Linked DNA regions of Homo sapiens: region 1 is linked to region 2. Evidence: chromatin contacts called from ENCODE Hi-C or POLR2A ChIA-PET data. All regions are on one chromosome and are shown on one strand. The core of a region is the stretch at or near the end of the contact, and the rest is flanking DNA. Distances in the headings are between cores, read along the strand shown.

Region 1 (3,969 bases), core at 3-2,502, 640 kb before region 2:
CTGACTGCACAGGAGACACTGTCATACCCACAAAGAATAGCAGGGGACATTTCTGCCAGAAACACCACTAAGACATTAGTAAAAATGATTGTAACCCAGCTACTCAGGAGGCCGAGATGGGAGGATCACTTGAGTCTAGGAGTTCAAGACCAGCCTGGGCAATGTAGGGAGACATCATCTCTAAAAAATAAGACAAATTAGCCAGGCATTTGGGCTGCACCTGTACATAGTCTCAGCTACTCAGGAAGTTAAGGCAGGAGGATTCCTGGAGCCCAGGAAGATGGAGGCTGCAATGAGCTATGATGGCACCACTGCACTCCAGCCTGGGTGACAGCAAGACCCCGCCTCTTAAAAACAAACAAACAAACAGAAAGATTGTAAGACAGCAAATGTCAACTTGAGTTAGTAGTTGAAAAAATAGGCTTGGCGGGGTGGCTCATGCCTGTAATCCCAGCACTTTGGGAGGCCGAGGCAGGCGGATCACGAGATCAGGAGTTCAAGACCAGCCTGATCAACATTGTGAAACCCCGTCTCTTTTTGTATTTGTAGAAATACAAAAATGAGCCAGGCATGGTGGCGGGTGCTTGTAATCCCAGCTACTCGGGAGGCTGAGGCAGGAGAATCACTTGAACCTGGGAGGCAGAGGTTGCAGGAAAAAAAAAAAGAAAAGAAAAAAAATAGGCAAGCGGGAGTTCAAAGGGTGGGAACAAATCAGTGACGCGTGAACAGACTGATTTATGAGGGCAGGGGGCAGAGTCCAGCAGCTGCTCAAAGGCCTTTATGCTTCTGTCGAAACAAGTACGTCACATGCAGAGCTCTAGGCCTTCCTGTGTCATCCGAAAGGATGGGGTGAAGGCCTGGGTTACCAAGGGGGCACAAGTCGCCCACAGGTCCGGGATGAGGAGGCCTTGGCCCACTGTGGGAGCGGGTGGTGCGGAAAGCCCATGAGGGCTCTCGAACATTCCCCAGCGCCTGACAGCGGCCAGCTGGGGACATCTCCCAGCCGTGGCTCAGCCTTCAACAAGTCAAAAAGCCAGCATCACCCACAGCGTCATCCCCAGATCTATTCTAGGTTCTGAGGTTCTAGGTGGGACTTTCAAAAGCAGAAGAAACGATGCTAAAACCGAAAGGAATTTGCCATTAGGGAGAAATGCTTTATTTTCACCAGATGACAAACTTCAGGGTTTCTGATCAAAGTTGCTGCAATTTCTTCTTTCTCCTTCAGGCCTGATTCTGCTCCCCTCCCCTGTCCTCCCATCCTTCTTGCCACAACGGGGGAAGCCCTGAAAAACCCCGGTGTTTTCATAGGCTGTGTGGAGCCCAAGGAAGGGGAGGGAAAGGAAGTGGGGCTCATTTACCACCATTCAGTTCCTGATCGGGTTCCCCAAGAAGCAGCTGGGACTCTCCAACCCAACCTCACTTCCCCGGGGTCCCTGTCATTAGGCAGATGGCACTCCCATGGCTGTCCCTGCCATGTTCCCTCAGACCCCTCCTTGCTGCCTCAGTTTCTCAGCCCTCCACCCTTCCCTGCCTCCTGCCTCTCCCTGTCTGCCCTTCTCGGGACCCAGGCTCCTTCTGTCTGTCCACAAGCATGCTCAGGTCTCCCCATCTTAAAAACAAGGTCTGGACCCCCTGAATAACCTCTTTCTTGCATTTCACAAACATGCGCTTTTGGAAAGCAGTTTATGCTCTTGAATTGACTCACTGCTCCCACTTCCTCCTGCTGCCATCCAGGGTCTGCCTGTTCCCCCTCCAGCCTCCCCGTCAGTCGAGCCTGCCCTTGGCCAGGCCCTGTGGCAGCTTAAGGTGAAGTGGTCCAGCCTGTCAGCCGCACTGGACACCCTGACTGTCTCCTGCCCGGGGCCTCTCTCCCCTGCAGTCTTTGAGGCCTTGACCACTGAGGGGACTGCTCTTTGACCTCCTCCCTACTCTTAGTTTTTTTTTTGTCTTTTTGTTTTTTTTTAAATAACAGCTTTATTGAGGTATAATTCACATTTTCTGTGCTGTCCCCATCTCGAAGTGTACCACATTCAGAGTTGCGCAGTGACCCCACAGTCCACTGTAGACCTTTTCCATCCCAGAAGGAACCCCGTGCCTCTTAGTGGTCACCCTCCAATTCCCCGCCACGCCCTCCAGGCCCAGGCATCATGAATCTGTGTTGGGCCTCTGATTTGCCTTCATTTTCACCTTCTCTGTCAACCCATGGTCTGCAGCCTTTGCTCTGCTCTGTATCCCAGGGACCTCTCTCACAGCACAGGTCTGCATTTCAGCTGTGCCAATGCTCCCCCGAAGCTCTCCGCACCCTTACCCTGGACAGCGGCCTCTTCCTGGCTGGTCCACACCCCAGCCCGACCTTCTGCTGCCCTCCCCAGCTCCGGGCTCCTGCAGCACCTTCTCTCCTCACCCCCTCCCTCACTGCTCCTAAGTCCACATGCAGGTTCACACCTCCTCATGCTTCCCACGCCTCCATGCACTTTTCACACCTCCACACATCACATCTCCTCACACCTCCACACACACTTCACACCTCCTCACGCCTCCCACTCACACCTTCTCACGCCTCCCACATCTCCACACGCTTTTCACACCTCCTGTTATGGTTTGGCTGCATCCCCATGCAAATCTCAACTTGAATTGTATCTCCCAGAATTTCCAAGTGTTGTGGGAGGGACCCACAGGGAGGTAATTGAATCATGGGGGCTGGTCTTTCCCATGCTATTCTTGTGATGGTGAATAAGTCTCACAAGATCTGATGGGTTTATCAGGGGTTTCTGCTTTTGCTTCCTCCTCATTTTTTTTCTCTTGCCGCCGCCATGTAAGAAATGCCTTTTGCCTCCTGCCATGACTCTGAGGCCTCCCCAGCCATGTGGAATTGTTAAGTCCAATTAAACCTCTTTTTCTTCCTAGTCTCGGGTATGTCTTTATCAGCAGTGTGAAAATGGACTAATACAGTAAATTAGTACCAGGAGTGGGGTGTTGCTGAAAAGATACCCAAAAATGTGAAGCAACTTTGGAACTGGGTAACAGACAGAGATTACAACAGTTGGAGGGCTCAGAAGAAGACAGGAAAATGTGGGAAAGTTTGGAACTTTCTAGAGACTTATTGAATGGCTTTGCCCAAAATGCTGATAGTGATATGGTCAATAAAATCCAGGCTGAGGTGGTCTCAGATAGAGATGAGGAACTTTTTGGGAACTGGAGCAAAGGTGACTCTGGTTATGTTTTAGCAAAGAGATTGGTGGCATTTTACCCTTGCCCTAGAGATTTGTGGAACACTGAACTTCAGAGAGATGATTTAGGGTATCTGGCAGAAGAAATTTCTGAGCAGCAAAGCATTTAGAGGTGACTTCAGTACTCTTAAAGGCATTCAGTTTTAAAAGGGAAACAGAACATAAAAATTCAGAAAATTTGCAGCCTGACTATACAATAGAAAGGAAAAACCCATTTTCTGGGAAGAAATTCAAGCACGCTACAGAAATGTGTATAAGTAGCAAAGAGCCTAACGTTAATCCCCAAGTCCATGGGGAAAATGTCCCCAGGCCATGTCAGAGACCTTCATGGCAGCCCTTCCCATCATAAGCCTTAAGTCCCTTTTGTGGGCTGGGCCCAGGGTCCCCATGCTGTGTGCAGCCTAGGGACTTCGTGCCCTGTGTCCCAGCTGCTCCAGCCATGGCTGAAAGGGGCCAACGTAGAGCTCGGGCTGTGGCTTCAGAGGGTGGAAGCCCCAAGCCTTGGCAGCTTCCATGTGTTATTGAGCCTGCAGGTGCACAGAAGTCAAGGTCTGAGGTTTGGGAACCTCCGCCTAGATTCCAGAAGATGTATGGAAATGCCTGGATGCCCAGGCAAAAGTTTGCTGTGGGGGTGGGGCCCTCATGGAGAAGCTCTGCTAGGGCAGTGCAGAAGGGAAATGTGGGGTCGGAGCCCCCACACAGAGTCCCTACTGGGGCACTGTCTAGCGGAGCTGTGAGA
Region 2 (3,763 bases), core at 1,164-3,663:
TCGGTTCACTGCAACCTCCCCCTCCCGGGTTCAAGTGATTCTCCTGCCTCGGCCTCTCGAATAGCTGGGATTACAGGCATGCACCACCACACCCGGCTAATTTTGTATTTTTAGTAGAGACGGCGTTTCTCCATGTTGGGCAGGCTGGTCTCGAACACCCGACCTCAGGTGATCCGCCCACCTCAGCCTCCCAAAGTGCTGGGATTACAGATGTGAGCCACCACGCCTGGTTAATTTTTGTATTTTTAGCAGAGATGGGGTTTCACCATATTGCCCAGGCTGGTCTCGAACTCCTGGCCTCAAGCGATCCACCAGTCTCGGCCTCCCAAAGTGCTGGGATTGCGGGTGTGAGCCACTGCACCCGGCCCAAATAGGGTCATATTCTGAAGCACTGGAAGTTAGGGCTTCAACATATCTTTGAGGGGGACACATTGCAACCCATACAGTATTCTTGGAACTGTAAATCGCGTTTTTGTACTAGAAATTCACTGCCCCTTTAGGCACTATGTATTCCTCTAATCTTATTTGTTACTCTTTTACGACTTTAAGAAATACAGAATTTGGTCAGTTTTAGCTGAGAGAGTAAACTTTGATGACTTGCATCAAACAGGGACTGGCACACAACTCCTGGAATTTCCAGTAAGAGAATGTGAATGGGGGACAGTTGCCGACTAGGTGCCTGAAAGATCATTTTTCAAGAAACACGTCAACAAACTTTGAGGGATACATGATAATTAAAAAACTAGCTTCAACCCGGGAGGCGGAGGTTGCAGTGAGCTGAGCCAAGATCGTGCCAGTGCGCTCCAGACTGTGCGACAGAGTGAGACTCCGTCTCAAACAAACAAACAACTAGCCCTTATAATCTTTTTTTTTTTTTTTTAGACAGGTGCATCTTTACACAGTTAAATTTCACTACTTCTTTTTTTGCAGATAAAAACTCAGGAGTTGAGAAATGAATAAACATAATAATAAATATGAGAAAACCATCATGATTTATCAAGCCTGGATAAATAATTTAATAAGTTCAGCATAGAAGACCTTGCTTTTTTTTCTTTCCTCCTTTTCTTCTTCTTTTTTTTTAACTTATTTATTTCAATAGGTTTTTGGGGAGCAGGTGGTGTTTGGTTACATGAATAAGTTCTTTAGTGGTGATTTGAGAGTTTGGTGCACCCATCACCTAGGCAGTGGACACTGCACCCAATGTGTAGTCGTTTATCCCTCACCTACTCTCACCCTAGCCCTTATAATCTTAAGATTTTTGGCTATTTAGGGCCATCTCATTCCTCCCTCCCTTCTTTGTTGCATTCTCTCTCACCTACTCCATTCCCCCCACCTTCCAAGTAAGACCATCTTTGGTAAGATGGTCTTGGTAAGAATGTGATACGCATTATAATAATTTTTCAAATCTTCAAAATTGAGGTATAATTACATACAATAAAATGAGAATGGCATGCAAATTTGTGCCTTTTTTAAAGCTTAGTAAATGTCATAATTTGGTTATAGTTTTTATTTTTCTGGATGCATTTGCTTTTCCTTACATCTACCATGCTCAGCCTTACAGAGATTTTTCTAGATGAATTTGCTTTTTCTCACATCTACCATGCTCGGCCTTACAGAGCTGCCCTTTATTTTAGAATTCCCTAAAGTGCTGTGTTGTACACAGGGAGCTTCTCCTGACTGGAACAACCTTACCTGGTACCACTCTTCCTTCAGGACCCAGATTCTTCTTTGAAACCTTTCCCTGGCCCCTTTGAATACTCTAGCTCTTTTAAAATGTATGTGGTTCTTTTTTCCCTGTTCAATTATTAATCTAACTAGGTTGTGAGTTCCTCCTCCAAGGACGTGAGGGTGCGATGTAGCTTGTCTGATTTTGCATTCCAAGTGTGTGCCCCAATGCCTGACACATAGTAGGTGCTCAATATATGTTTACTGTCAATAAGTTACAATTAACACCCCCATATGGTAATTCAGAGTTTTCATAGCGCGGTCAAACGATCTCATTTAACGCCTACTACAACCCTAAAAAATTCTAATTACTACCATCCTATCATTCTTGTTTGTAGAGTGTGGAGACTGAGAGGTTAACTGTCTTGCCCAGCGCAAGTCAACAGCAAAACGGAACTAAAATTTCAGGCTCGACACCACACAGCGTGTCGAGATCAGCACGAACTTGGCGCTGTGACTTTTCCTTAGAGGGGCCACTTAGGCTTACACTTCCGGATCCTGGGCACACAGAGACGCGAAAAGCTCCCGCGGGAAACTGGGGAGCGGGACTACATCTCCCAGAGAGCCCCGGGGCTAAACAGCAGGTGATTGGTTGATATTGACAGCCAATGCGGCTGCGAGGAGCTCGGGCAGACCAATCACAGGCCGGAAGGGGCGGGACCTCCCACGCCGAGGATAGATTGAGCGCAGAACTAACCGCGCTCTGAAAGGTTCTAAATGTCTGCGGGGCTCAGAGCCGGATGTCACGTCGTCCTCCTCTGCCGGTTTTCTCTTGGGTCCTTTTCCGTGCCGTCCCGCGACTCCGCCTCTGGCCGCGCGTGTCTGGCTGCTAGGCCGACACCAAGGACTGGCCGGGTACCCGGGAAGAAAGCACGTGCTCCAGCAGTTGCCGCGCCCAGCCCCGAGAGAGGCCCTAGGGCGCTGCGGGCTTTCGGGGTCCGCAGTCCCCCCGCGACGCGAGCCAACGGGAGGCGTCAAAAGACCCGGGCCTTGTGTGGCAGGCTCGCCTGGCGCTGGCTGGCGTGGCCCTTGGCCGTCGTCACCTGTGGAGAGCACGTCTTCTCTGCCGCGCCCTCTGCGCAAGGAGGAGACTCGACAACATGTCACCCGCGCTCCAAGACCTGTCGCAACCCGGTAACGCTGCGACCCCGTCTGCGTGGTTGGGTTGTGTTTCTTAACTCGTGCTGTGGCCTCCTAATCCCTGGGGCGATTCCCTTCTGCGGCGGGAGACGCCCGGCGGTGTTTCCCCGCGTGTGGGCGGCACCTTTAGAACTTAGCGCAGGAGCCCGGAGGGCTACGTGTTTTGCTCCACTCTTTGTCCGACCTTCACCTCTTTCTCCCCAGGCAAGCCATCAAAACCTGCAAAAAGCGTCCTCCCCTCGCCCCCGAAACACATTCTTAACGTCACAGTAACTAAACTTTCCAGTTCCACGCAGCATAAACCAGCTGGGCCCTCTGGAAGTTTTTTTTTTTGCATGGTGTGACGCTTATTCGTAAATATGTATTGCGCACCTACTGCGAAAGAAAGTTCAGGCGCGGAGAGACAGACGAGGAAACTCAGAGAACTATTTAAAACTACTACATGGAACTTTTTATTTTCTGCTTCTACGCACGCTGCTGCAAAACTGCAATATGCATAGACTCACTATGTTAAAATAGATGAGCAGACCCCACCTCCAGATACCGAAATGGGAGGTAGTAATTTCAAGCGATTCTGATGTTGGTGGCCCTGGGATCAACAGTGAGAAAAAGCTAGTTTAGCACGAGAACTGAACGTAATGTTAGCTTTATAACGAGCTCTAGATCTCTAAGGTCATGCCTGATTATAATTTGAGGACAAATACACCCGTAAAAACGGGTGAGGAGATGTAGAAACGAGAATTAGTGATAAGTACAAAACAGTAAATATCCTATCACATAGTGGGGATGTTTAGCTTCAGGAAGAGGGGGAATACTAAATTCGTAACGCACAAGGAAATTTATCAGAGGTTAACCGGTGACTCTCTTGATTCTTGGGTTCTGATAACGGGACTGATAT

Evidence for each region. A loop is a pair of places that touch in the nucleus more often than their neighbours do. ChIA-PET counts read pairs that join two places held with the same protein, here RNA polymerase II (POLR2A). Pooled maps may share reads with other maps.
Region 1: a loop to region 2 is called in a map with no recorded cell type, with 7 times the contacts of the local background. The contact joins the enhancer-like site here to the promoter of MTR in region 2. A Hi-C loop is called at or near these places in 9 of 37 single-sample maps with no recorded cell type and 5 of 50 pooled maps. POLR2A ChIA-PET finds 5 or more read pairs at or near these places in 2 of 52 experiments (GM12878 and Panc1).

The regions. Positions count from the first base shown.
Region 1 is chr1:236,158,964-236,162,932 of GRCh38, forward strand. All of the region lies in intron 1 of GPR137B (G protein-coupled receptor 137B), which reads left to right. Among named protein-coding and RNA genes, the nearest start is that of GPR137B, 18 kb to the left of the region's middle. RefSeq lists enhancers at 623-672, 773-1,222, 1,313-1,362. Within about 2 kb of position 1,253, at least 5 of the 41 ENCODE cell types and tissues checked have a DNase peak (open chromatin) inside an H3K27ac peak, as active enhancers do; they include GM12878, where a contact is called at or near this core.
Region 2 is chr1:236,792,879-236,796,641 of GRCh38, forward strand. MTR (5-methyltetrahydrofolate-homocysteine methyltransferase) reads left to right here and starts at 2,414. Exons shown (of 33, transcript NM_000254.3): 1 at 2,414-2,859. The coding sequence starts at 2,826. RefSeq lists enhancers at 2,440-2,729, 2,830-3,019.